2 separate regions of the Homo sapiens genome follow, and region 1 is linked to region 2. The links are chromatin contacts, found by Hi-C in ENCODE. All regions are on one chromosome and are shown on one strand. Each heading gives the region's core, a stretch centred on a gene start or an enhancer-like site at or near the end of the contact. The rest is flanking DNA. Distances are from core to core; before and after follow the strand shown.

What was found. A loop is a pair of places that touch in the nucleus more often than their neighbours do. Pooled maps may share reads with other maps.
Region 1: a map of gastrocnemius medialis shows a loop between it and region 2 (2.3-fold over the local background). The contact joins the enhancer-like site here to the promoter of TULP3 in region 2. A Hi-C loop is called at or near these places in 3 of 168 maps with a recorded cell type or tissue (ascending aorta, gastrocnemius medialis and mammary epithelial cell) and 4 of 50 pooled maps.

Annotation. Positions count from the first base shown.
Region 1 is chr12:3,251,073-3,254,349 of GRCh38, reverse strand. The region is part of intron 3 of TSPAN9 (tetraspanin 9); the gene reads right to left. Among named protein-coding and RNA genes, the nearest start is that of LINC02827, 48 kb to the left of the region's middle. Within about 2 kb of position 1,754, at least 14 of the 41 ENCODE cell types and tissues checked have a DNase peak (open chromatin) inside an H3K27ac peak, as active enhancers do; they include ascending aorta and gastrocnemius medialis, where a contact is called at or near this core.
Region 2 is chr12:2,889,117-2,892,210 of GRCh38, reverse strand. TULP3 (TUB like protein 3) reads right to left here and starts at 1,320. Exons shown (of 11, transcript NM_003324.5): 1 at 1,223-1,320. The coding sequence starts at 1,263. RHNO1 (RAD9-HUS1-RAD1 interacting nuclear orphan 1) reads right to left here. Exons shown (of 3, transcript NM_001252499.3): 3 at 2,687-3,094. RefSeq lists a silencer at 1,425-1,474 and an enhancer at 1,745-1,924.

The DNA.
Region 1 (3,277 bases), core at 505-3,004, 360 kb before region 2:
CCCTCAGCATTGAGGGGGTGGGGCAGGGGCCAGGGATGAGGGCAAGGAAGAGAGCGTCTGAGCATTGAAAAGGTCAGAAAAGAAGCTGGAGTCCTGAAGGTAGTAAGCACCTGACCCCAATAAAACAAAGCAGGGCCTCACAGAGGCATGGGCCCCTGCCCAGCCTGTGCTGCAGGAGTGACTACTGTCAGCACCATTTACAGAACCAGCCTGTGCTCCAGGCTCGGGGCTGGGTGCTCCGGATGCATCATTACATTTCACTTCACACCAGTCACAGGAGGTGGTGTTGATAACCAAGACTCAGCAGGAGGGCCAGGACTTGTTCCCAGCCCCATTTGACGCTATCATCCTTATCCCTCCACTCCCCTGCTGGGCATCAGAATCACCTGAGCATTTTCACAGGCTCCACCCTGGACCTCCTGTTGCACGAGAGTCTGCAGGGCTGCAGCCACGCACCTGGGGTTCTGGGGCTTCCAAACATCCACAGGTGCTGCTGATGCCTGGCCAGGAGGGCACACCACCAGGCCCACGCACAGCAGACAGAACATTCCCAGGGACACACTGCCCACATTCCCTCCAGAACAAACACCCTGTCACCACCACCACCAGCCTCCCACCCTCAATAAAAGGGGTCCAAGGGCAGTCGCCAGATCCCAATTCCCACCTGTCACCCTGTGGACCTTTAATGAAGATTGCCATTTCTACCCGAGTGGACCTGGGCTGATCGCTGGCCTGTGCTCTCTGAGCTTCATCATCGCAGGGACTGTCTACAAGGATGTTCTGCAAACCCCATGGCACTGGCCGAGCTCAGCGAACACTTCCTGCGGCAGACACCCTTCCTTTCCACCAACTATCTCACTGCATCCTCACCACAACCTATGAGGAGGTGGGTGCCACTGTCACCCCCATTCACAGATGAGAAACGAGGCCCAGAGAGGTCAAGGAACTTACCAGGGTGAGAGCTAGGCAGGTCAAAGCCAGAATCCAAAATCTTAAGCACCAGGCTCCACTGCATCCTTCATGAGTGATTGTTATTACTTTGTTCACTGAGCCGGCAGGCAGCCTCCTAAGCAATTTAATGATCTTTACTGCATTTTTCCTATCGTCTTTTTATTTGGTTTTCTTAGGAACGCGGGCCTGCTTAGGGCAGGCTTGGGCTGGTGGGAGAGAGAGACTGTAATACATGAAGCAGTACGACAGGCTCTGTAGCCATCCCAGAACGTGTTGATCACCACCCCCGAGGACACAGGAGCACTTCTGAGAGGTGGGTCAGATCCACATGAGCCCCTGCTTTCCAGGTGGGAGAGAGTAAACAGGGCGGTGCAGTGGCTCACTCGGACACGCCACGCAGCAGTTCAGTGGGAGGGCATGACAACCAGGCCTCCAAATGTGAGTTTAGGGCCTGCTGTGCAATCGTGAAAACCTTCTTCCAGACTGCCCTGAAATAGCCCCATTTCCCACCTTCTGCACCCCCTCCCCCTAACAGATGTCCACCGGCCCTCAAGGGAGAAAGTGACACGCCCCCAGCAGCCCGCTCACTCAGCCCTGCAAAGGAAGGGTCCTCAGCTTAGCCTGAGAGGCACCTCTTTCTGTTCCCTTCAGTTTAAAATAGGCCACACGGATGCCTGCCAAGATCCCATGCTCTTGGCTAACAGGAGGGTTATATTTCTGGCTGCGCACCGTGAAACATTGGACCAGGGAAGGCTTCCCAAACCAACAGCTGACTCCGGCTGTGATGACAAGAGGATCTTGCAAGAGTCGGCCCAGGCCCAGCTAGCGGCAGGCTCCCCGCATGTGTACAGTAGGAGGGGGCTCCGTCCCCACCCCCGGAGCTCTGGGAGTGCAGGGACGGCTATATAAGGGCATGGGGCTGGGGGGAGCCCAGGGGCTGGGATTTCTCCCTGGCCCCGGAGAGAGCACCCGCTCACACAGGCCTGTGCACACACCTGCCACGGATGAACATTCCTGCGTGCCATTCCCTGGCCTGGAATGGGCTTCCCCATCTCGCTGCCATCACCATACCCTCTAAACGCCATTCCAGTCTCACCTGCTCCACGAAGCCTGGCCAGAGGCTACACCTCTCCCTGGCCACACCAGCACCAGGGAGTGTGGAAATCATATTCCCCACAGGAACTGGGTAGGAACTAGAGGCGTCTGGTCTTAGAGAACTTGAGGGACACGGCAACTCTGAACATGGAGGTATGCAGAGTTTTAAGTGCGGGGGGCGCTCCATGGTTCATGGGGTCTGCCCCATGAGACTCTAGTGGGGCAGAACAGGGACCAGGTGCTAGAAGCTACAAAGTAAAAAACGACCCCTCACCCTCACTCACGCAGGGACCCAGAGCTGGCCGATGTGGTGGCTTAACCATGAGGTCCCCACCATGAGAAGTCTGGGTGGAAGCCCAGTGGCCCCCTGCCAGGACTCTGCTTCAGGCAGGGGCTGTCATGTGAGCTGTTGGTCCCAGCCCCTTCTGGCTCCGTATTTCTCCACTACACTAGGGGCTCCCTGGGAGCCGGGTCCCCTTTCCAGCATAACACTCCTATCCCAGCTCTGAGCTCAAGCCGGTGCCGACAGGCTGCCCATTCCTCCAGGGGCTGACAGCTGGTGCCAACAGTCAGAGGAAGGAGGCCCAGGCAGCCAGAGGTGCTGGAACCCACCGTCCTGTGTGTCCCTCTGTCCCTTAAAACTAAAGATGTCCTTTGCAACAAAAGAACCTCTTCCCACACATACAGCCCTAGAAATTCACCAGAAGCAGAACGGTGGTTATCTCTAGATGATGGCATTGTGAATGACTTTAATTTATGCTATTTTCATATATCTCTATTATTTCCAGTACTCTCCAGTGACTATACTAGTTTTATAATCAGAAATCAACTTTTGAAAAAAGAACTTTTGAAAAAAGAACTTCCTTCTCCCCTCTCAGACATGACCATCATTAGTCGAGATCTGCCACTCAGAGTCCCCAACCCTACCCCTCCTCCTCCCCACACCCCCAGCACCCTTCCACCAGGGAGGATGCCACCAATGCGAGGGGATTTCATCACCGGGGCAGCTCACTGCTGGGGCCTGTGAACAGCCTGCGGCACACAGCGGGTGCAAGCTGAATGCTTAGTCATGGAGGAGGTCTCTGCTGGGGCTCTACATGCCACCAAGTCTCCCCAGCCATCTCCAAAGACAGCCTTTGATCTTGAAAATGTCCACAACTTCTAAGTAGCCCACAGTGCCACAAAGTCACCAACTGAAATCCTTCAGACACTAACCTGGGGAGAGGGTAGT
Region 2 (3,094 bases), core at 71-2,570:
AAAGGAAAATACATGTTCTTTACCCCCAACAACTTTGTGACAATTTTTAAAAATGGTTTAAAATTGTTTAAATATCTACTAGTGGAAATATCAAACTAAATACTTACACGTCAAATCATTTTTTTTTTAAGGTGACAGGATGTCACTGCGTTGCCCAGGCTAGCGAGCTCAGTGGCCCAACACAGGAGTTTGGAACTCCTGGGCTCAAGGAATCCTCCCTCCTCAGTCTCTCGAGTCGCTGGAACTACAGGCGCGCACCACCGTGTCCGGCCAAATTTTAATTGATTGACTGATTGATTTTATTTTATTTTATTTTTTTCTAGAGATGGGGGTCTCGCTATCTTGTCCAGGCTGGTCTCGAACTCCTGAGACCAAGCGATCCTCCTGCCTTGGCCTCCCAAAGTGCTGGGGATAATAGACGTGTTCCAAGGCGCCTGGCCCCAAATCTTTGTCTTGGTAATGGAATAAAAAGCGGGGTATACAGTTGGCGTGTAGGGCTTAAATCCTCAGATGACGCCAAAGTTTCTAACCAATGATTTCAAACGGCTTCCCATTAACTTCTCATTAACCTAGCGAACAAGAAAGTGACACGCTGAGATTTTGGATCCTTTTTTTTCCGAGGCTCTCCCTCTGGCAGAGAAAGAGGCGCACAAACAAGGGGTGTGGCCCACTGGCAAATCAGTCAGACCATCCCGAATCAGGGACAAACACTGGAAAGCAGAGAGGAAAAAGAAGTTTCGCGTTTCCGCTCCTCGGACTCTGCTCCAGAATTCAGCTTTACCCGTCCGAAGCAGCGGCGTCAGAACAAGCTACTAAACATCACCCGCACCGCCTCCCGGGAGGGGCTGGGTCCCCTCTCGGCTGTGACACCGCCGGGCAGTGGGAGCTGAGCGGGGCCAGCGCCTCTCCCCCGAGGGAAACCCGAGGCCCAGAGGGGCCGAGGGAGCCCGTCACGAAAACTCCAGAAGTTCCTAAGCAGGGACCTGAACCAAAGGTCTCTGCCCACGGCGCGGGATGTAGTGCCGCCGCTCCACTTGAGAAAGGGGTCCCCACACGGGAGTAGGGCGAGGGGGTCGCCTCCCGCCGCCGAAACCAGTCCCTCCCTGAGTCGCCAAGTCCCGAGTCCCGCCCTCTCCCCGCAGGGCTCCCGGAGAGGACCTCCGCCTTCTCGCTTCGCCCCTCCGCCTCGCTCAGGAGGAGACCTGCCACGGCCCTGTCTGACCTGTCGCCGCTGGGACTGAGCCGGCAGCGCGAAGCCTCCATGCCCGCCACCGAGGAAGCCCCCACCACGTACACACTCTTCCCCGCCGTCGCTAGAGTGGCTAGGCTGGCACGCCGCCGCGTCCCGCCTCCTGGCAACCGCGTTCCACACTGTCGCCGCCGCCGATTGGTCCGTGTTCTCGTGGCTCCTGTCTCATTGGCTATTGCCGGGGCCCAACGATGCGGGAGGGTTGCTAAGGGGCGGGAGGCGAGCGGGAGTTAAACGCGCCTGCGCGGGGGTGGGGTGACGCGAGCTAAGGCTTGGTCCTCTGGAGCGCCTCGCGGGGCCGGTACTGAGCGGGAAGACTTTGTTTTTGCCTGGGCCTCGCCCGCCGCGCGGCCAGCAGGCGAGTCCGGTCAGAGGAGTCTCCTATACCGCACCAACCGCCACGCACGCAACGGCTCCTCGCACCCCCGCCATTTTTACCGAGCCCACCCAGAGCGCTTCCCGAGGTCTGCCCTGTGAGGATGTACAGACCTCTGCCGCTTCCCATTCTGGCCCCTGCCCTGATACCAGCGGCCTTCGTGGACCCCCTCTGGTACCCTCTCCACTCCATCAGTCACTCCCAGTGAAACGCATCTTCCATAGGCTGGCCTTGAACTTCAACTGCACAGAACTTAAGCTTCCCCTACTCCAGCCCAAGCTTTTAGGTCATTCCTAGACCTGCTCTACAGACTCCCCTAAAGCACACGAGGGAATCCAGAGACTTTAATTTTTTGAGACAGGGTTTCTCTCTCGCCCAGACTGCAGTGCAGTGGCCCGGTCTCAGCTCACCGCAACCTCCGCCTCCCAGGCTCAAGCGATTCTCCTGCCTCAGCCTGTGGAGTAGCTGGGATTACAGGCAGGGGCCACTACTGCCTGGCTATTTTTCGTATTTTTAGTAGAGATAGGGTTTCACCATGTTGGCCAGACTGGCCTCTTAACTCCCGACCTCAAATGATCCACCCGCCTCAGCCTCCGAAAGTGCTGGGATTACAGGCGTGGGCCCGTCCTGGAGACTCTTTCCATCTACCTTTCTACCTCCTGTGGGCCTTCCTCAAACATCCATAGCCCACCGTGAGAGCCCCTGTCTAAATGTGTACTCTTGTCTCCAATAAATCCCGTCCCCAAATGTCAGTCCCTTTCTCCCTACCGACATGCACATTATAGTCCCTACAAAACATCCTGAGTCCTGACAAGTCACTGCACAAATGGCTTTATGGCGTTCTAAGGTCAAAGTTGTTTCCACATTGGTTTTGAACCTACAAGTTAGTACTTTAGGAGGCACACGCTGAGAGTGGACCGTTACACTGCCTGGGTCAGCGTGCACTCACTGTGTGACCTGTGCATGGTTCATTCTCTGCATCAAACTCCCATCTGTAAAATATACAGTAATCCCTGCTTGATCTAGTTGGGGCTGGACCTGACACAGTAGGTCCAGCTGAATGAATGCTAAATGAATGGGTTTAATGAGATGCTACTTGTCTGAGTAAAAGGCCGAGACATTCGGTTGACTGGGGAAGTCCTTCTGCATTAATTACAATAAGTAATACTCATTGAAAACTTTCCTTATTTACACACAGTTGAACAGTTATTCTAAGAAACCATTTTCCCACCCTATTTAATATTGACAGATTTCTTCAGTTAGAAACAAAAACTCAAAACACACGCAATCCTAAAGAACTCATCTATGTCCCCCTTATCTCCCCTCATCTTATGTAGTCCCTAAAACAGGGCTTGCTGCCCTTTCTTCTTCTTGCCTTTTCAGCAGATGAGTCAAGGTTGCAGAGGTGGCAGTCAACCATAGAGTCACAGAGTTTGATTTTTTTCCATCCATCAGGTCGTAGAAGCTGC